3 separate regions of the Homo sapiens genome follow, and regions 1 and 2 are each linked to region 3. A link is a loop called in an ENCODE intact Hi-C map of the cell type or tissue named here. Cell type or tissue: endothelial cell of umbilical vein. All regions are shown on one strand. Each heading gives the region's core, and the rest is flanking DNA. Links, peaks and the distances in the headings are about the cores only.

Evidence for each region. A loop is a pair of places that touch in the nucleus more often than their neighbours do. Peaks named below come from ENCODE experiments on the same cell type or tissue, not always from the same donor. Only the 100,000 strongest peaks of a DNase experiment are listed, where the experiment ranks them.
Region 1: a loop joins it to region 3, with 4 times the contacts of the local background. A loop is called at or near these places in 8 of 110 quality-filtered maps.
Region 2: a loop joins it to region 3, with 10 times the contacts of the local background. A loop is called at or near these places in 7 of 110 quality-filtered maps.

What each region holds. Positions count from the first base shown.
Region 1 is chr20:58,071,349-58,078,492 of GRCh38, reverse strand. No RefSeq gene overlaps it. Among named protein-coding and RNA genes, the nearest start is that of LINC01742, 71 kb to the right of the region's middle. In endothelial cell of umbilical vein, for the core only: no CTCF peak of the experiment used is centred there; DNase peaks (open chromatin) are centred at 3,742 and 4,122; H3K27ac peaks cover 1,596 bases.
Region 2 is chr20:57,745,665-57,752,808 of GRCh38, reverse strand. No RefSeq gene overlaps it. Among named protein-coding and RNA genes, the nearest start is that of NKILA, 39 kb to the right of the region's middle. RefSeq lists enhancers at 3,419-4,276, 4,277-5,136, 7,013-7,144. In endothelial cell of umbilical vein, for the core only: no CTCF peak of the experiment used is centred there; DNase peaks (open chromatin) are centred at 3,408 and 4,068; H3K4me3 peaks cover 329 bases; H3K27ac peaks cover 1,972 bases.
Region 3 is chr20:57,694,280-57,701,423 of GRCh38, reverse strand. The region is part of intron 1 of PMEPA1 (prostate transmembrane protein, androgen induced 1); the gene reads left to right. Among named protein-coding and RNA genes, the nearest start is that of PMEPA1, 12 kb to the left of the region's middle. RefSeq lists enhancers at 2,497-3,696, 4,577-5,109. In endothelial cell of umbilical vein, for the core only: no CTCF peak of the experiment used is centred there; a DNase peak (open chromatin) is centred at 3,003; H3K27ac peaks cover 1,719 bases.

The DNA of each region.
Region 1 (7,144 bases), core at 1,316-6,315, 380 kb before region 3:
TCATCACTTCCCTCCCTCCCCTCTCTCTGCCCTTTCCCAACTCTACTCCCTCTCCTTTCTTCTCTTCTTCCCCCTGGTCTGCCCCACCGTGAGATGGCACAGAGATAAACCAGGAACGGGGATGCCACTCACTCTACTTGTTACTTAAAATTTTAAGCGACCAGGTGTGGTGGCTCATGCCTATAATCCCAGCAATTTGGGAGGCTGAGGCAAGTGGATCACCAGAGGTCAGGAGTTCGAGACCAGCCTGGCCAACATGGTAAAACCCAGTCTCTACTAAAAATACAAAAACTAGCCAGGTGTGGTGGCGGGCACCTGTAATCCCAGATACTTGGGAGGCTGAGGCAGGAGAATCGCTTGAACCCGGGAGGCAGAGATTGCAGAGAGCTGAGATCATGCCACTGCACTCCAGCCTGGGCTACAGAGCGAGACTCCTCAAAAAAAATTTTTTTTAAGCAACATATATTTGTCGAAAACCTCTGGGAAAAAAAGCATAAAAGGAAAATAAAAGCCACCTGTAACTGCCTAATTAGAGGAAAATGCTATGAATGTGGTGGTATATTTCTTTCAAGTCTTTGGTGTGTGTGTGTGTGTGGTTGGGAAGTGTGTTTACAAAAATAGAGGTCTTCCGTAGTTTTAGAGTCCACCTTTTTCATGTGACATTGTATCATAGGTATTCTCTAGCATTAGTCAGAGTTTTCTAAAAACCTGATTGTTAATGGCTGTGTAGTTTTCTTCTCTATAGTACTATCATTTTCTCATTTACATGGCTTCTTTTTGCCCCCAACAAAGATTTCTAGTTGCTTTCCAAGTTCCATCTCCATCCTTCTGCTTTAGTAGTAGAACATTGATCTTATTGGGATGGCAATGTGCCTATCTAAAAGATGTCATTTCCCAGCCTCTTTTGCAGCTGGGGTGGCCAATGAAGCGAAGGTAGCAGTTGTTTTCTCTTCAGGGAAAGCATTTGAGAGGGTCTCTTTATCCCCTTTTCTTGCATGGAATGCGGATGATGTGGCTGGAGCAACAGCAGCCATCTTGGACCATGAGAAGACCTTGAGGAGGGAATCTGTGTGCTGAGGACAGGGCGACAGCAGGACAGAAGGCACTTGGGTTCCAGAGAACACCATGCGTCTCCACACCAGCTCCGAACCCTCCAGATTGACGTATAAGAGAAAGAAACTCCCACATTGCTTGCCTTCCATCTCTTACTAGTGGCTGAATGTAGTTCCTACAACAGCTTGATTTACTCAATCAGACAACAAATGTCCACTGAAGGACTACTATGTCTCAGTTCCACTGACATGGGGACATATCAGTGAACAAAACATAGAAAAACTCCTGTCCTCAGGGAGCTGATTTTGTAGTGGAGAGAGACAGATCATACAAAAAACAAATGAGTAAGATATTTAGTATGTTCGAGCATAAAAACCAAGGAGAAAAAAAAAGTAGGGCAAGGGAATGTGTTATGTCATGGTGGGGCTGGGGTGATGTTGAAATGTGGGGTAAGGTGGCCAGAGGAAACCCCACTCTTCTCTATGAATTCAAAATGGCATCTTTGATATCACTCTAGCACTATTCACGGTTTTAATGTTTAGAAATGCATCGCAAATTGGGTTTGTAGAAGAATCAGTGACTATGGTGTTTCTCATGAAGGTGATCTCTGACATCACATCTTGTCAGTTGAATGTCTTTCCATTGCTGGTGAAAGAAATTCAGCTCAAATAGGCTGAAAGAAACAAGGGAACATGTTGACTCACAAAATTTAAGTATCCAGCACCCCTGGATTCAGGCATAACTAAGTCCAGGTGCTCAGAAATGTCGCCAGGAATTCCCTTGTTCTGCTTCCTCAAGCTGGTTCTCAGCCAGCTCACCCCACCCAGCTGTGGGAGGGAGGCTGGCCCCCACACTGTACAGACTGAAATTCCACCAGCAAGAGGCAGGACTCTTCCCCAGCTGTAGGGGAGGAAAGGGAGTCACTGCTCCCCCTCACCGCACTCTGCAAGGTTTACGTCCAACTGGATCATTCCCAAGGGAATGACTTTCCCTCGGACCCCTTGGAAGTTCCAAGGGAAGGAGGGACCTTCTTCCTTTCTCTGCTGTTTTCCCCTTCACCTGCTGTTTGGAGTCATGCAGGTTTGTAATTACAGCAAATGTTTAGGGCTCACTGTCATTGGACTGCTTTGGGTCAGGTGCCTATTTTTGAAACAATCACTGAGTCCACTGGAGTCAGAACAAGCTGATGGTGGAGGCTGCTGCTGGCAGATGCCTTCTGAAGGTGGAAGAATGGCTCAACCAACCACAAAGGCCTGGAGCTGGGGAGGATCCTTATCTGGGGGAAACCCCAGGAGCTCTTACCAGGAGAAGGGACGAAGGACACTGAGCAGGCAGGAACAGTAAACAACCACACATCCAGCATCCTCCTCCTTTGACCTTGCTGCTCAGCCCTGCAGCACACCAGCCCTTGGGAAAAGTCAAATCCATTTCTTAAGCTTTGCTTTTTGCCCTGTGATTGTTTTCTCCCATTTTACAAATGAACAACCAAATGCATAAAGACCATAAATTATAAACGAGCAGTTCAAATGAGGCGAGTGATGACAATGAGTGAAATCTAATTAAGCAGTTTGAGATCTGAGTGATATTGTTATTAAAGTGCCGCATTAACGGAGCATCGGACCAGCTTTCTCAGCTGCGCTGTGAGTCCGTCGGAAGCGAGCGCCACGCTGATTGACATCGAGATGGATTCCTTTCTGCAGGAGGAGATAAAGTGCAGTTCCATTGAAGGGATGGAATTAATGAGGAGGGTTTGCCCTTGGAAACCAAGGTTCTGGCCCTGGCTGGTCTGTGCTCCTTCCATAGCTGTCAGGAACGATCAGGGCTGGAGCATTTGGGAATACCCCCCTCTTTTTTTTTTTTTTTTTTTTTTTTTGTGAGATGGAGTCTCGCTCCGTTGCCCAGGCTGGAGTGCAGTGGCGCGATCTCGGCTCACTGCAAGCTCCGCCTCCCGGAGAGAGCATGATCATCTGCTTTTTATGATCTCCTGGGACTTCCTGAGCTGAGCCCTAACATTCACTTTTTCCTAAATTCAAGCCCCTCCTACCAAGGGCATCCCAGGCGCCAGACGCTTGTGCTAATAGCTGCTGGCAATTCACAGAGGGAACGATGGGCACATTTTCTGTTCTTCTGGAGCTCACAGTTTGGGTCTATTCTGGTGGTAACTGTCTTTTGGGGTAAAATAGGAAGTGTTTGAGCCATTTATTTGTCGAGCATTACGCCTCTGGAGGATAATTCTTGTTTAAGGGGGCCCTGGGCACCCCCGGGCTGGGGTTCTCCAGCAGTGGGGAGTGGACAGTGTCTTGAATGGAAGCTCCTATCTGGAAGGGAAGGTCCCTTTGGGGGCCACTCCTTGTTTGTCCACTTTCACTTCTTTAGGTTTGGGCAAAGTCGGTTTTTACACTTCAGCTGGGGATGAATGAGTTCCCTCTAAAGCGACGGGGAGGAAGTAAGAATGCCACCAACGGAAGTCCTTGCCGAGTACTGGATGCTCAGGGCTCAAAGAAGCCTCAGGCTCGAGGTTCACAGTGCTACGATCAGGCAAGGGTGTTGCCACCTCCTCCCAACAATGGGGAGACCAAGGCATGGAGGGACTGAGCTGAGTTCTCAAGGCCACACAGGCAGGAAGTGCTGGCTATGTCAGCCCCAGTTCTGAGTCCAGAGCCTGGAGCGTGGTCAGCCTTGGTCTGGCTCTCCACCAGGCTACTCCAAAAAGGATGAGAGAACTGAGTCACACAGGCGGGGCTTACCCCCAAGGTCAGAGTTTGGCATAGTTTCCCAAGCTGTTTCTCTGCAGGGGTGCCGTGACTGCTCCCCACCACTCCCCCTGCCATCAAGTTCTGTGAGACCCAATTGGACCTAAACCTTGCAGAGTACGGGAAGGGGAAGCAGTGACCCCCTTTCCTCCCCTGCAGGAGAAAATGCATGGGATTGGGAATTTCTGGCAAGACTGGGAAATGTCTCCGGATTTCTCCCCGCTGTACTCCGCTTGGTCACTGCAGCTCCACTGAGCTGTCCCTTCCCTCCTCCCTCTCTTTCTGCTTGGTGGGTCTCCTTCCTTTCCAGGGAGGCAAAGACATTTCCTCCCTTTCATTTGTCCTTTGTCTCCATGTCTGAGTCATGAGGAAGGGGCTGAAGAGCTTTGTCTGGTAATTTACACAATTAGGGATTTCTTGGCCAGTTCACCCTGTCTTCCCTTTCCTGCCTGTTCTCTTAACTTCATTCCAGGTGGGAGATGATCCCTGGAAGCTGGTCGGCTCTCAAAACCTGTGATGTAATAGAAAGAAAGAAACAGAACTGTCAATCCTGCCACTTGTGGGCTCTGTGACCTTGGGCAAGTCACTTAACCTCTCTGAACTTCCATCTCCCAGTCTGTACGATGGAGATTCAAGCATGCATCTCAGAGGGTGCTCGTAGGTATGAAATGAGTCAATGGAGGATGACAGCTTATAGTATGTGCCCAACTAATGTTAGTTTTTCTCTCTTTTGGGGAGATAGATGATAGATTCTTCAGATTTGCTCACCTATGGATTAGTCTGGAAGTGCTTTTGGTGATACTGGTTGGAGTCATGCAGGTCCACCAGACGCACTGCTGCTCTCCCTCTCCCCCACCTGCCTGTCCTCTTCTTGCTGTTGAGAGTGTCCATGCTCATTTATCTTTTAGGCTGTTTGCACTGTGGCTCTGTCCTTTGCTAGAGAAGAAACAGGCTTCCCTATTTGAGTAAATCCAAGTTAAAGCCTGTGCACGTGGAGGTTGTCTCTCGACCTTTTAGGGTATATTTATTCACCACCGCCCTTGGAGCATGTGGTCCCTTCAGGAAGACCAGCTGGCCAGGGATGAAGGCACAGAGAGGCCTCTCCCGAGCTGTCCTGCCAAGCATGTCTTACGTCACTAGAGAGCTTGCCTGCAACGCAGGACCTCAGGCCCCACATGCCTCCTGCGACAAAGCCTGCACCTGGGCGGGGGCCTGGGGTGCTCCTGGGCACAGTAGATGTGGGCAGCACAGTGCGGACCCAGGCCCTCACCCCTGCCTGCAGCCAACCTCCCTGCTGGGTGCTGGGCTGCTCAGGCTGTCCTGGATGAGGCCTCTCATCGCGGGGGTGAGAAGTGAGAAGGAACACGGGGAGTTGCAGGGGGCAGTCAGAGATACGGATGGCCCTGCTGTGTACAGGGTCTCCCTGAATTTGACTCTTGACCCCACATGGTGGGCCCTCAGTGTACCTGCAGTGCGGCCTGATTCCAGCCCAAGAAGCATCATTGGAAGCTCACGTGTTGGTATTTCAAGAAGAGGACTTTGAGAGGAAGGGAAAGCAAAGAGGTGACATGGAGCCAGGGCCCTGAGAGCCCCCAGAGGGTCAGCTGGCTCTGGAGGGCCAAGCTAGCCGAGGGGTGGCTGGGGAGACTGAGGCAGCTCAGGGCACAGCCACAGAGCCTGGGCCTCCTGCTCAAAAACCACCACATGCTCCCATTCCTGGCCCTCACTTAGCTCTGGTGGAGAGGCTCTGGGGGTGGGGAGTGCCCTGGAGAAAATTCCAGAGAGCCTGTATGAATCTCCTGGGGGCTGCTGTGACAAATTACTGCAAACTGGCTGGTTTAGAACAGCAGGAATATATTATCTCAGAGTTCTGGAGGCCAGAGGTTCAAAATCAAGGTATACACAGAGCCGTGCCCCCTCCAGAAGAGCTAGGGAAGGGTCTTTCCTTGTCTCTTCCAGCATCTGGTGGTTCCAGGTGGCCCTTGGCTTGTGGCTGCAACACTGCTGTCTCTACGTGGCCTTCTGGCTTCTCTCCTTTTTTTTTTTTTTTTTTTTCAATAAGGACATCAGTCATTGGATTTAGGATCTACCCTAATCCTGTATGACCTCATTTTAACTAATGACATCTGAAAAGACCCGATTTCCAGACGACATCACATTCTGAGGTTCCAGTAGACACGAATTTTGGGGGACACCATTTGCTACACTACAGTGTCCAATGGGGCTTTTTAGAAATATTGGCCTGTCATGCCTCTCTTCTTCCCTCCCTACCTCCCTTTTCCCCCCTTCTGTGCTGTTTTCCCCTTCATCTGCTATTGAGTTTAAAGTTAACCAGGGTCTTCAGTAGGTTTGAACTCTCCCTCCTCCCACCCAAGACAGCTGAGTTTGAATTTTGGCTGCAAGATTATATTTAATGATCATGGACCAGGAAGGGAGACCTAGAGGGCAAGCCTCATTAAATATTTATATGAAGTAATAATCTGGTTTGCAAAACTGCCTGGGTGCTTGCAGAGCTGGGGCCACTCTTTATCCAAGGCTGTTGATACAAGGGACACGGTTAATTATCTCTTGCCAAACATAATAAACCTGTGCGAAGTCATTCTCTGAGCATTGCCTGGGTCAGGGTCTCAGAGTCTGCATGGCAGTCACCATTGTCTTGACTTGGGAAAGAATCTGACCCCCGCAGGTAAGGGGAAGAGCCAGGGTCTACGCTCATCTTCCGAAGGTGTTTTTCACCTCTCCAAGTCCCGGTCACTTCATCTCTTAGATGGGAGTTAATTTAGTCAACAAATATTGATTGCCATGTTCCTATGTGTTGGACACTGGGGTTTAGTGGTGAGCTAGATGGACATGGTCCCTGTTCTCACAATGCTCTCTTTTAAATAAGAGAGGTGAACAAGAAGTGAATAAATGAATCTACGCACAGTGCGATGGCTGTCAGGCAGAGAAAGGTGCTATAAAGAAAGGTAAGACCAGGTAAGGGGGTGGAGAGTTGTGAGTCTGGTGGTGGTGGTGGTGGTGGTGGTGTTTTGCCTGAGCAGTCAGGGAGGACTGCTTAGAGGAGGTGGCATTTGAGCAGGGTTGGAAGAAAGTGAGGGAGAGAGGAGCTGGGAGACTGTTTTGGAGAAGAGCCATCCAGGCAAAGGCACCTCAAGGGCAAGGGTCCTGAGAAGGGTTTTTGTTGGGGGAGCAAGAGGGAGGAAAAGGGAGCAATGAGATTCTTGGGGCTGGGCCAGGTCATGCAGGCTTGCAGGCTCAGAAGGGAAGGGTTCTTGGGCTGTGTGGCAACAGGCTCAGATTCCCATGTTAAAAGCATCATTCTGGCTGTGAACTGGAGA
Region 2 (7,144 bases), core at 1,285-6,284, 51 kb before region 3:
ATTAGCAGGGCATGGTGGCAAGCACCTGTGGTCCCAGCTACTCCAGAAGCTGAGGTGGGAGGATCATTTGAGCCCAGGAGGTCGGGGCTATAGGGAGCCGTGATCAGGTCACTGCACTCCAGCCTGGGTGACAGAATGAGACCTCATCTCAAAAAAAAAAAAAAAAAAAAAAAAAGTATTAATAGATATTACAATATGGACGAACCTCAAAACACTGTGCAAGAGGCTGGGGGCGGTGGCTCATGCTTGTAATCCCAGCACTTTGGGAGGCCGAGGCGGGCGGATCACGAGGTCAGGAGATCGAGACCACAGTGAAACCCCGTCTCTACTAAAAATACAAAAAAAAAAAAATTAGCCGGGTGTGGTGGCGGGTGCCTGTAGTCCCAGCTACTCGGAGAGGCTGAGGCAGGAGAATGGCGGGAACCCAGGAGGCAGAGCTTGCAGTGAGCTGAGATCGTGCCACTGCACTCCAACCTGGGCGACAGAACGATACTCCATCTCAAAAAAAAAAAAAAAATTGTGCCAAGTGAAAGAAGCCAGGCACAAAAAAACCACACAATGCAAGATCCCGTTGATACAAAGTGTTCCTAACAAGCAAAATGGTAGAGACAGAAAGTCAATTTGCCGTTGCCAGGGGCTGGCACAGGGGACAATGGGGAGCAACTTCTTCGTGACTACGGTTTCCTTTTAGGGGGATGCAGTGCTTTGGGACTAGATAGAGGTGGTGGTTGCACAACATTGTAAACGCACTAAATGCTACTGAGTAGCTCACTTTAAAGTGGCTAATTTTGTTATGTGAATTTCACCTCAATTTTAAAAGAATCAATAGATAATCCCTATTCTAAAGAATCACAGACAAGGCAGGCCAGTTAGTAAAGTGGACAAGGACACGCTAAAGCCCGTTGATCTGATCATGCACTGCTGGGTAACAAAGTATCCAAAGCTCAGCTGCTTCAGACACTCATTTTATTTTGCTAGCAATTTTATGCATAGGAAACTCAGACAGAACACAAGCTTGTCTCTGTTTCACAGTGTTCAGGCTCTCAGCTGAGATGATTCAAACAGCCAAAGACTCTTCTGGAGGCCTCTTCACGCACACGTCTGGTGCCTGTGCTCGGGGAACCTGGTAGGCTGGCCCCCGCCAGTACTGAGGAACAGAGCACCTCCACAGAAATCCTCTGTGTGGCTTGGGCTTCCTTACAGCATGGCGAGCTCAGAGTGGCCCAGCAGACAAGGCAGAAGCTCTCTGGCCATTTGCCACCTACCAGGGAACCAGATGGACTCAGTTCCACCATGCTGTGTTAGCTGAAGCAGTCACAAGCCCACCCACACTCAAGGGAGAGAATATAGACCTTAAGTTTCCAGGGGAGGAATGTCAAAGGATGTGGTGATGTGCTTGGAAATCCCCACACCCAGCACTAGGCTGTTAAATAACTTATGGCCCAACTGTACAAAGGAATACTAGGGAGCCATCAAAAAGTAGGCTGCTGTGCTTTGTATTGATGAGGAATGATCTCCCAAGATGCAGAGTTAAGTGAAAATAAGCTAGGAGCTGGGCAGCATAGATAGTATGTGCTGCTACTAACGTGCACAGAGAAAGGGGGGGTGGAGACACAACACGTGCCTGTATGTGCACAGACCAGCTCCAGGAGGATGCATGAGAAATCGGCAGCAGGCTTGCTTCTGGGGAAGAGAAATGGCAGCATTGTCAAGACACTTCATTTTCACTTTTTATCCTTTTGCACAGTTTTTTTTTTTACTGTATGTCTATACCATAGGTTTGAGGAAAATCTTTATAAAAATTAAAAATAAAACAATAAGTTATAATAAGCACCATCATGAAGTGATATCAAGACATTATTTTGAAGCTCACTTGGTTTACCTAATATGTATACTACAATCACATGTATGCACAAAATAAAATGGCATATAAGGAGTAGTTACATATCAAACTGTTGAGAAGGGTGTAGAATGAGGGATAAGACCTCTTCATTTTATTCCTCAGGCTTCTGAAATTTTTAATTTTTTATAATGAGAATGTGTTGGCACAATACTTGTGAAAATGTCTTAAGTAAGAAAACACACAACTTTAAATAAGAGAGAGACACTGTCCTACAGTACGATGTATGGTAAGGGGAGAGGAGGGAGCCACTGCACGGAGCTGGCTGTCAGGGAATGTTTCCTGGAGGAGAAGGCTTCTGAGCTCTCAGAGAATGTTGTATCTCTTTCAGTCAATGGAGGATCAGCCCCAGAGAAGGAACCCTCTTGGTCTCACCTGCTTCTTCTCCAAGAAGATTAAGTCCTGATAGGGCTGCCTCCCCTTCCTACGTGCAATGCCGCTGGGATTTGCTGGGCTAAGACAGAGAGGGGTAACCATTGTCTCTAAACACCATAGGGTCCTTGCCTCTGTTTTTCCTCTGTTCCCTGCTGCAGACATAAATTTGGGTGACTTCATAATCCCTGCTTTGTGCCAGATGCTGCTGAAGCCCTTTGTCTTAAGTTAAAGAGGGGCACCATTATGATAAACGTGCCCATTTCACAGATAAGCAAATGGGCACACAGAGAGGTTAAGTGCTGTGACCAAGGTTACACAACTGGAAAATTCAGAGCCAGGATTTTGAACCCATTCAGGCTGGTTCCTTCAACCAGGCACTCCCCCTCTCTTCAGGCACATTTCCTTCCAGCTGCTCACTCTCTTCTGCTGTTACAGGAAAGCGGTCCCCATCCAGACCCCAAGTGAAGGTTCTTGGATCGCAGTTGCGCAAGAAAGGGTGAGTCCACAGTGCAAAGTAAAAGCAAATTTACTAAGAAAGTCAAGTGGTGAAAGGACAGCTACTCCACAGACAGAGGAGGACATTCCCGAAAGTAAGAGGAGGAACGCGTCCACCCTAGGTACAATGCTTGTATATATGGGCAGATGTGCTCTGCTACGAGGGTTTGTGATAAAGGATTAGTTTTCTTAATTACTGTATTTTACAAGAATCGATATTATTATCTTTAAAGTAAAATTAGGAATGCCTTTGTTCTCCAGATATCAGGATATCTGGACACTCCCAAGTCTGGGTCTGTTTAGTAAACATTATTAATTTGTTCCTTAACCATAAACATCTAGAGGCTCAGAATGCCTGACTTTCTGGGAACGCAGCCCAGCAGGTCTCGGCCTCATTTTCCAGCCCTCACTCAAGATGGAGTCGCTCTGGTTCCAACGCCTCTGACACTGAGACACTCCAGTACCCCCAGACCCTCCTCCTCCTCCCATCTCTCTCCCTTCACCCCTCCCTCCCTCCTCTCCTCTCTCCCTGCCTTCCTGCCCTTGCACTGCCAGGCTGGCATTGAGGAAGGTCGGCTTCCTTCCGCAGACAGCACATTTCAGCCAGCTCAGCTTCCTGAAGGCAACCCTCCTCCAAACCCTTTACAATTTATTTATCTAATTAAAAATCTCTCAGCAGCTCAACATGCTTGAAGAGTTCATATTTAACCAACACTCACGGCCACCCCAACCCATCCAGGCAGGGCAGGCCCTCCCAAGAGCCTTGCCCTCTCAGGCCCTGGGAGCTGGGCTGGGCAGAGCCTCCACTCAGCTCCCCAAGTCCACCTAGAGCAGGGGGGCCGGGCACCCCAGGCTCGCCCTGGCCCCCGCCAGCTGCGTTTCCGGCCAATGAACCTGCCGCTCAAAGCCTCCTTTTTAATTAACTCCATATCTCAGGCGGCCGGAGCACGTGGGCAAACTTCTGTCTGACTTCCCTGCGAAGCCCAAGCACACCCCAGTTTGCTTTCTAAGAATAGAAGCGGGAGATGGCGGGGAGGGAGGAGGCCGGAATCTAAAAATGAATGCGCAGCCCAGAGCGAAACAACCCAGGCCAGCAGAGGGGAAAGAACGCGGCGCACGCGTGCACACACACGCGCGCGCACACACACACGCACACACACGCAGAGCCCAGCCCAGTGGAGCTGTCTGCTGCCATCCTGGGTGTGAGCCGCGGACCTGGCAGCCTGCCCAGCTGTCTGGCAGGGATGGGGGTGGCGGTGGCGCTGCTCATCCCGGCAGCAGGCAGCTGGGGACGCCCATGGGAGTCTGGAATTTTTTTTTCTGGGCCGCTTGGTTTTCCCCAGTAGACAGAGGTGACTCACAGGCTGGCAGGCTAAGTGGCTCAGGGGATCATGAGAGCCCCGATGCTGCGGTGCAAAGTTCCAGGAATTCAGAAACCAAAATGCCTGGGGCAGGAGAAAGGGCAAGACTTAGCCCCCACCAGGAAGACCAGGGAGAAAAGGTAACTCCAGCTCCACTGTTGAGGGGACACTTTGGAAGAAATCGGGATGTCTACTTAGCTGCTAGTAATAATAACAATAAAAACAACACCACCACCAGCTGCCATTCATTGAGATTTTGCTCTGTCACGCTCCGTTCTAAACTCTATACTTGGAATATCTCGTGAGCCTCACAACAGCCATGCGTGGTACCACTACTCCTGCCCCCATTTCCCTGATGAGGAAACTGAGGCCGGGGAGTTTGCTGTGTGCCCAAGCTCACATACTCAGGAAGGGCTACGCCAGGATCTGAACCCAGGCGGGCCTCCTGCACCAGCAGCAGCACGTCCCTGAAAGCCAGCCCTGCCCGTGGGTGCCTATGCTTGCAGCTGTGGCACCCAGGAGTGGCCGGCACCCCGGGCAGACGTGCCGGTAGGAGTGAGGTTATGGTTCAGTATCAGGTAACAACGAACCAAACAGAGAGAAAGTTTTCCCCTCCCAATTGTCTTTCACCCTTCCTAATTATCTGTGAAGGAGAAAGTCTCAGTTGGGTGCCAACTTGTCCTCAACACTCCCTGAGCACTTGGATTCCTTTTTTGAACCAAGAGAGCAGGCTCACGCTCACGTAGACATGGGTAACACTATTTTACTTTCGCGGTGTTTATTTTTCCATCTAGTTTTGGAAAGTTACCCAGATTTCCTCTTAGGGTAGTGATACAGAGTTCACTTTTAAGACAAATTAAGTTTTGTAAGTTAGTCGAACATTTCAGAGGGAGAGAGATACTGAAATATTTGTGGATGCAAAGACATGATTTCTGGGGTATGCCTCAGAGTAATCTGCAGTGGAGGAGCGAGTGAAGACATGGAAGAAACAAGATCAGCCACGAGTGGACACTTTTTGAAGCGAAGTGATGGGTATATTACATATCATTTCAAATATTGTATCTTATATTGCAACATTTAATATGACATGTTATATATAATACATACATTATATATTATGAGTATATTGTATTAGATTAGATTACATTATATTATTCAGGCCACTTTTGTATGTATTTAAAATTTTCCATAATGAAAACATTTTTAATGCTATATAAAAACTTTGTTAACTTATCTTAAAGAAAAAAGCGAAGAAATAGTATGAGTGGCAGCCAGACATGGCAGAAAGTATGACGGTGAAGTGCAGACGACTGAGGTGTGCAGAAGGTTAACAGAGGACATGCTTCCAACATTTCCAAGTTCATGATTTCCTTTTTGGGAAGCAGGGGAAGGGGCAGGCCCTCTCTCCGGCCTCCCTCAAAGCTCTGCCCCTCTGGTCCCCGCCAACCCCTGGTGAGGAAGCCCCCTGGTGAGGTTGGGGGTCTGATGTCATCCTGGCAGACCTTGAGGGGAAGGGCAGAAAGGGAAGCATTGCCATTTTCTCTTTTCCTTTCAAGGATATAAAAGTGCACGATTGCCCAAATGATTCCCATCTGGAAATCTAATGTATTAGGAGTAAACAGTCCTGGCTGGGGTGGGGGTGGGGGAGAGGTCATTCACAGGCCACTCTGCTGGCCCCTCTGGGAGTACACAGACCTTCTGGTCCACCCAGAGCCCAGTACCAGGGAGGGTGAAACCCCTTGGTAGAACTAGAGCAGATCCCGAGGGGCTCTGGGCTTTAAGAGTTGGCCTGAGTGGTCTCGCCCAGCAGATCATGAGCCCATCAGGCAAAGGTAGGAGGAGCCCCCAAGTCCCCACCCAGCTTCAAATCTCTGCCCTTCCCAAAGGACAAGACAGCAGAATGGCTCCTTTCACATAGGTATTCATTTATTCGTACATTCATTCATTCAGTTATTTAATGATTATTAAGTGCCTACTGCATACCAGGGACAGTTCTAGGGGCTATAAATATGAAGAGATAATGATACTTCCCAGAGTCTTAACACTGAGAGGTCAGGATGGACAGTCACTGCCTCCATGTTCAAGTGGGAGATCCAAGACATCCCCAGAGGGGGCAGGCATTACAGAGTGAAAGCAAAGCCCTGTGAACACCAGCAGCTGACTTGTGCGTACGGGATGCCCTGTCCTTTGCCCGCACGACACCCTCCCCCTGCCCGCATCTCCTTTGGTCCCCGCAGCAGCCTGTGAGGTGGTGGTTGGCAGGTGCATTCCACATCCTGAGCTGGGGAGGGGGAACGTGCCCAGGTTCACCCGGCTGGCATGCACAGGGCAGCGATTCCAATCTGGCGACAGTGATGGACTTGCCAATTACCATGCATCAAGCACGCTGTCTCAGGGAGTCTGGAATGGCCCTGCCAGACCCACCTAATGATGCGCCCTTGGCAACTAAGGAAACTGAGGCGCAGAAAGAAATGAGTTCCAAACACAGTGGTGCAATCTATCCGGATCTGTGCTGTCTGACATGGCAATAGCAAGACACGAGTAGCTATTGAGCACCCAGAATCCAGCTATTCCAAAATGACCTGTTGCTGTCATTATAAAATATATGCTGGGATTCACAAGTTTGGTATTTTTTTAGAAAAGTAAAATATTTCATTGATAATTTCCTATTTGATTACATGTTGGAACTATAATATTTTGGATATATTATGTTAAACATAATTTTAAAGTTTAAATATATTATTAAGATGAATTTCGCCTGTCGCTTTTTACTTCTTTTTTTTTTTTTTTTTTTGGAGACAGGCTGGAGTGCAGTGGCGCAATCTCAGCTCACTGTGCAGCCTCTGCCTCCCAGGCTCAAGCCATCCTCCTACCTCAGTGTCCTGCATAGCTGGGACTACAAGCACACACCTGTACACTTGGCTAATTTTTTAATTTTTTGTAGAGACGAGGTCTCACTATATTGCCCAGACTGGTCTCGAACCCTTGGGCTCAAGTGATGCTCCCACCTTGG
Region 3 (7,144 bases), core at 846-5,845:
CAGAGCTTGCTGCAGGCCCCCAGAAGGAGAATTCCTAGGGTGATTCTTCTTGGCACACACTTGCTGCAGACTGGGAGTGTTTTGGGGTTATTGTCCTCACGGAGGAAGGTGGAGTTTGCTCAGAGGTGATGTTGAGATGCCATATGCTGGACCGAGCTAAGCAGCTATTGTGACTCAACTTCGGCGGTATCAGGTGGTGATCAGCTATTCCTAATGCTCCAGCACATTCTAATATGTACCTGTTGTTAATGGGAATGGGGGTAGGAAGAAAGGTGGCTTGGAATCAGTGCCTGCCATAAACTAATAAGGATGTCAGAAAGATTCGAACTATAGTCTGATTTTCTTCTCTTTTTTTTTTTGATGTCTTCTTTTTTCTTTTCTTTTCTTTTTTTTTGAAATGGAGTCTTGCTCTGTCACCCAGGCTGGAGTGCAGTGGTGCGATCTCAGCTCACTGCAACCTCTACCTCCCGGGTTCAAGTGATTCTCCTGCCTCAGTCTCCCAAGTAGCTGGGACTACAGGCATGAGTCATCACACCTGGCTAGTTTTTTTGTATTTTTAGTAGAGACAGGGTTTTGCCATGTTGGCCAGGCTGGTCTCAAACTCCTGACCTCCGGTGATCTGCCCGCCTCAGCCTCCCAAAGTGCTGAGATTACAGGTGTGAGCTACCATGCCCGGCTCCTTTTTTGATGTCTTTTAACTAAAATCATTTGTTATTGTTTCAGTGGGCTTGGGAAATGGCTCTACTGGCAGAAAAGAGAATTTTATTTAGTAACAAGTTGAAAATCCCCAGTGGCTCTGGGATCTGGATGGTGGATAAAGGTTGATTGTGACCTCCACGAACCAACTCTTCACCATCAGCAAGAAACACCTCGCAATCCTCCTTAGCAGTGGTGCTAGACTCCCCTTGGGCTGGACGGCCACAGCTAGAACCACCTAACAGCCATGCAGGTTCGAGATGCCACTTTGCCTTTTAAGTCTTAAGAAACTGTCCTATATCATTTGCCCCCACTATAGGCTTTTGGGGCTTCAGGGGAGGTGGCTGTGCCAAGTGCTTATTTGTGTTGATAAAAGTTGCACGATCTTGGCACCAAATAGATCAATAAACATTTTGACAGTTGGTGGAAGTGGAGTTATTGTGTACCTCAGTTTCCCTGTTCCCCCGAACATGTTCGGTAAAGCATGGGCCTGTGGAGGGGTCTGTCAGTGGCAGCTGTCAGCCTCTATTGTCATTGACAGGTTGTCATGGATTCCCAGTATGCAAGTCGCATCAGCATCAGGAGTGGAAGAGTCTCTGCTGGTCCTTAAGGTCTCCAGGAGGGGCCAGTTCCATCACTGGCTTTGGGAGCATGAAAGTGACAAATCCAGCCATGAATTTGCCTGAGTGTCAGTGGTTAAGAATACAAAAAGGTGTGTTTTTATATTTAGAGCCACGTATCTTCAAGTATATACAATATACATTTGTATTTTATGTATGATATATGTAAAACGCGGACTGTCGAAACATGTGCGTTCCAACCGCCGAGGCCGGGAGGCTTCTCTGAGGTCCCTTGTTGGAGTCCACCACGGACATCCCACCTCCCACAGGTGTGTCACAGGGTGAGCTCAGGTGAGCCTGACCTTCTCCCAGCTTTGCCCCGGGTTCCCCCAGGCAGGTGAAATCAGATTTTCCAGGCCATGTCCTCGGCAGCAAGAGAAGTAGGAAGCTGAATCGGTTTTTCAGAAATTTTGAGCAATGCAAACTGCTCTTTCCCCCAGGAGGTTTTCAGCACCAGTGGTCTCAGTTGCCTAGTTACCCCTCTGCTCATCTAGACCAAATCCCGAGAGACTGCCCTGCACCCCACACGCCTTGCTTGGCCTGTGGGGCAGTCCTGGCACCTGGTAGTTGCACAGGGAGAGAGACTGTGGCGGGGTCCTGGGGCTCTTTAACATAGCTCAGCCGCTTTCTAGATGTGGAGTCTTTGGTCAGCTCCTTACTCTCCCTGATCTTGGCTGACTGATTTATAAACTAGGATTTATAATTACTGCACGGAGGTGATTAAACAAATTGTCTTTTAAGCACCTATCACAGGGCTAATTCCTAGTAGATGCTCAATAAATGGCCACGAGAGTGTTGGTGCCGATGGTAAGTAGGGATTGGTGGTAAGCAGGATGGCTGCCCGAGAGTGTGAGCTGGGCGGAGCTCAGGTTGGCTCCTTCTTGCATCAAGCTGCCCACTAGGCTTGCACATCCTTGATGTGGGCAACACCCACAGACTGCACAAGCTGTCCCATAAGGTTCAGATGCCCAGACAACAAGATTCGGTTCGAGCCCTGTGGGGTGATGCATTCCAGAGACCACACTTCCTTTAGGGAGGCTCAGAATTTGCATGGGGCCACAGCAAACGCCTTTCTTCATTCCCCTGAGTTATACAGCAGGTAGCAGAGCTTCAATCTGAAACACCTCGTGGATGTCAGTTGAGAGATGGCGTGAGAGTTTGGTTGTGGTCAGTGATGTGCTTCAGACTCCCAGAGAAGGGAGACTCTCAATGTCCTCTTATGGCTGCTACATTTAAGGAATAAAAAATAAAAGTTAATACAGAGACTTGCCAAGTCTGTGTGTGTGTGTGTGCCTCTATATGTACGTGCTGACTTCTTAGGATTTCTGCAAGGTCCGGAACAGCTTTCCAGAAGAAGGTGGAAAGTGAAGCCGGGGAGCTTTGCACAGGTCTGGGAACCCTGCAGGAACTTGGTGCCCGCCGCGCCAGTTCCGCAGATTCCCCTCACCGGGCTGAGCTGATGTCTGTAGCTGGCCAGAGTTCTAATTGCCTTCCTAAAAACAATTTAGTTGGTAATAATTCTGTAAATGTCTGAATCAACTTTGCGCAAACACCCTGAGTAATTTCTTTGTTCTTTTCTTTCTACTTTGTAATTGGTGTCTGTAAAAGCCAAAGGTTTGGTCTTGCGGAAGGCATGATTCATTTATTGGTGTCTATGCCTCCTCGTTATTGAGTCATTTCAGATGCCATCACGGTGAGCCAGGGCTGATTCATATGGGGCTGAGCTTAGAAGCCAATAGGGTCACGGCCATAGGAGGAAGCTGGTTTTCTAATCTGTTTATGATATGGGAAAAAGAGGCGGGTGTATTGAGATGATGGAGAGGGTGTCAATTACATGGGTGAATATAACCAATGAAATAACACCAACCAGCCTTTAAACACCACTCCATTTGCTGCTGTTGATCGTTAGGATAGATCGCAGCTCAATGCACTCCTATCTCGGGTGTATCTCTCCCTGTGTTTATGGATCTTGATCTCTGAGCAGGCTGACACGGGAGGGATGCCCCCACCCCAGACCTGGAGAGACGTTTCAAGTCATAAGCCACAGATGCAGAGAATGTTGCCTCTTTAAAAAATGTATCAGCTGGACCTACCATGAAACAAATGTTTAAATGTTTAGGCTCACGTGTAAGGGAGCCTCTGCCCCATTCCCTACTCATTTCTCTAACAATGACAATTATTAGATGTTTGCGGTTGTTCGTTCTTTGCATTATTCTCCAAACTGTGTGAACTTACACATGGTGCCACTTATTTTGCCTAATTTTATTAGTTGCTTTGGCCCTAAATTGTCACTGTCCTCCCGTCTAGAGGGTAATCAGAGTTGTTTGCCACATGGCCCAGAGGTGTAATTATGAGTCCAAATTCCAACTGTCCGTATAAATCTAGGCTCTGCCTGCAAGGGGAATATTTCTTCCTGCAGTGCTTTCCTCTGGTTGGTTCCCCATCTGCATAGCTGCACTGCATCCTCCACTCTGCATCGGGGAACAAGGGTCTCTCTCAGGTCGTTTTCAATATCCAGCTCCTAGCTTAGGGCCAAGTGCAAAGCGTGTCATTGGTGTCTGTCTAGCTGCTGGTTGGATGGCTGTGAGAAAGTTCACTGGAGGAGAAATTTGCCAGTAACCCTGTAGAATCCAGCCAGTATTTATTGAGCTGCCTAGTGACTTCCAAAGTATAGATGAGGGATGTTGAGTGCATGGCATTCCATCCAGTGTCCCCTACTTGCTGCCCATAACAGACATTGCTAATCAATTGCACCCTCCATCCTTGCTGCACTCAGATCCTCACCGAGGTGGTACTCCCAGTGTCTGCTCCCAGTCGGGGTTCAGAGAGGGCTTGAGTGATGACACTTGTTGACCATCGGGTTGTGGATGATCCTTATGGGGAAAACTGGAAGTTGTGCAGACAAATGGCTGACTGAAAGACTAGTGGGGCTGCAGAAATCCTGGTGCATGCAGCCACCAGGACCAACTCCCATCTGCTCCTCCTTGTCACCCTGTGTGAGTCCCAAGGCAGTTCCTTCCATGAGTTCTAAGGACGTTCCCCATCTGTAGATGGCCCAGCCCCACACTTCAGCTACCATGTAGCGGGAACTCCCACACTTCAGTGAAGCAGCATCCAAGGGTGACTCCAAGAGCAAGCCTCCCCGAAGAGCATGGCTGCCCGGAGTAAGCATTACTCCTTGGTTCCTTGACAATATGTCATTTTCCTTTTTTAAAAATCAGGGGTGTAAACGGAAATGTGCACAGAGGCCTCCATTTTCTCTTGCCAGCCTCTCTCCACAGAAATCTTGAGCTCTGCTCTGAGCGCTTCGCGGCATTCCCTTTCACTCTAGTGAGAATGAGCTCTGGATCCTTTTCCCAGAATAGACTCAGAGCGGAGTTGAGGGTGGGGTTCAGGAACAAAGACAAGAAAGGGGAGAATCTGGGAGGCAGTCAGTATTTAGGGAATGAACCCAACACCCAACAGCTTTGTCTCCTTGTTTTTCTGGGTTCTTGCCGGTGACGTCGCGGCTTTTTGAACCCTAGCAATTCCTACTGACAGTGGCAGGTGCTCACTGAGCTCTTTGCACACCCTGTCTCACTAATCCTCATGGCAACCCCATCGCATGGAGGAGGTGGAGCTAAGTCACCTGCCAGGGATTGCCCAGCACACCGCAGAGCAGGATTTGAACTTGGGCTGCAGTGTCTTGGCACAGGGTGGGAGGGAGAGTCACAGAGAAGCGGGACCCTTTGCCAGCCCATGGTTGAAGGGGAAAGTTCTAGACACAAGGTTTTCCTGGCATTCCTGGAGCCCCAGGGGCGCCCAGGCTCATACCTCTTTCTTCCTGAAGCCTGTGCCTCATTTGTCTAGGCAGGGACGAGCCCACCTTCCCCTGAGCCTCAGAACCGCCTGTCACTTGGTTTAAGGGATGGGCTGGTTGGGGGCCTCTGCTCCTTCCTCCTCCTCCCATCCTCCACACACTTCCCTCCTTGGAAGGGTGCCAGCAGCGATCCCTGGGGCTCAGAGCAGGAGGGAGCAGAAATTGTCGGTAACAGGTTGCAGCTGAAGGGAGAAAGTGGTCCCTGTGACCAGTGAGGTGCTTGGGCAGGATCTGAGCTCCCCAGGAGGGGTGAGGAGAGAGTCCAGAGAACATCTGGACTGGAGGGACCCTCTCTAGCCTTCTTCAAAATGCAGTGGTTCTCAGTCCTGGCCACACATTAACACCACCTGAGGGGCTGTGGCAGCACCCCAGACCCACTACCTCTGGGATGGGGCCGGGCCATCTGGGTTTCCTAAAGCTCCCCAGGTAATTCCAGGGTGTGGCAGAGTTAAGCCCGCTAAGCTGCCCTCAGCCCCAAGCTTGCAGATGGGTAAGTTGAGGTCTGGTGAGGGGGAGGAGGAAACTCAGGCCACTTTTCAGCCACAAAATCCTTCTGGTGCTAATCAGAGGAGTACTGCTAGGCCAGGCCCAGTGGCTCACACCTGTAATTCTAGTAGTTTGGGAGATGGGTTTTCACCATGTTGGCCAGACTGGTCTCGAACTTCTGATCTCAATTGATCTTCCTGCTTCAGCCTCCCAAAGATTACAGGCGTGAGCCGCTGCGCCGGGCCAGGCCTGCAGTTTTAAGCAGGGCAGACGGATTGTGAAAGGGCCAAGCTGGGCTGGAGGTCCGATTCTCTAGCGGTGAAATGCCAGGTGCTTCAGCGGGGAAAACATTTTGTAACCTGAATCTGGGCCCGTAACGGGTACCAGAGACCTGGGTGTCTGTCCCAGCCCCAGCCAGGGGGCCCAGGATAGTGGCAGAGCCTTGGAGACTGGACAGACTCCAGCAGCTCTGGGGCTGGGTTGGCCCATCAGCCGCTGTTGCCAGCCCCGCTGGGCTCCAGCCCAGAGCCACCGCCTGCCCGCCTCACCTGGCCTGCATTCCTTTGCAGGGAATGAGGATGTGGGTGACCCCAGACAGGTATGAATCATGTCTTGGGGAGGTGGTTACTCAGAGGCGGCAAACGCCGAGGCTGCCTTCCTCCCAGACAGCGTGGACCTCAGTGTGGAGCTTCGTGTCCTGGGCTTGGGGCATGGCTGCTGAGGTGGGTGTTTGAAGGGCCTCATTGGAGTGAGATGGGCTGACAGGCAGTGGTCCCTCTCCCCTTGACTCTAGCATGCTCTGAAGAAGAAGAAGAAAAGAGCAGTGTGGCTGTGGCACCGGGATACCAGGTCACAGTCATGGCAGCCTCACTTACCGGCTTTGTGGCTCTCAGGCCTATTTTTCATCTAGAGATAGAAGTGCTGGGAAGCAGTCCTGACTTCCTCCTGTTGTGAGGGCAGCATGGACCCCCCTCCCCTTATTTCCTGAATGCCTACCATGTGCCAGGCACAGCACCACATGCAGCCCTGCAAGAGCTACTAGACTTGTCTTACATGGCGCTACATGCAACCCTCCAAGAGCTACTAGACCTGTTTTACAGATAAATAGACTGAGGCTCAGAGGGCAGAAGTCAATTGCCCAAGGGTGCATGACTCGTAATTGGCCCCACTGGATGTCCAGCCCACTGCACCCATCTGTGTCCTAGCCACCCTCCCATGTCAGTTCCAAGAAATCTATAAACCCGAAGCAAACGGTAGCACATGAGAAAACTGGAGATGGCACGTGGATGGTCATTTAAAATTTAATAGTTCCGTACTCATGTGAATGTATGTTAGGAAAAATATAACAAGCACATTGTCGATTTCGTGAGTATTATTGCTTAAGATCGGGTTAAGTAATAAGTAAACCAATTGAATATTTTATTTCAGTTGAAAAGAAAAATACTGAAGAATTTTAATGCCTTTAATGGGGTACTTGAGTATG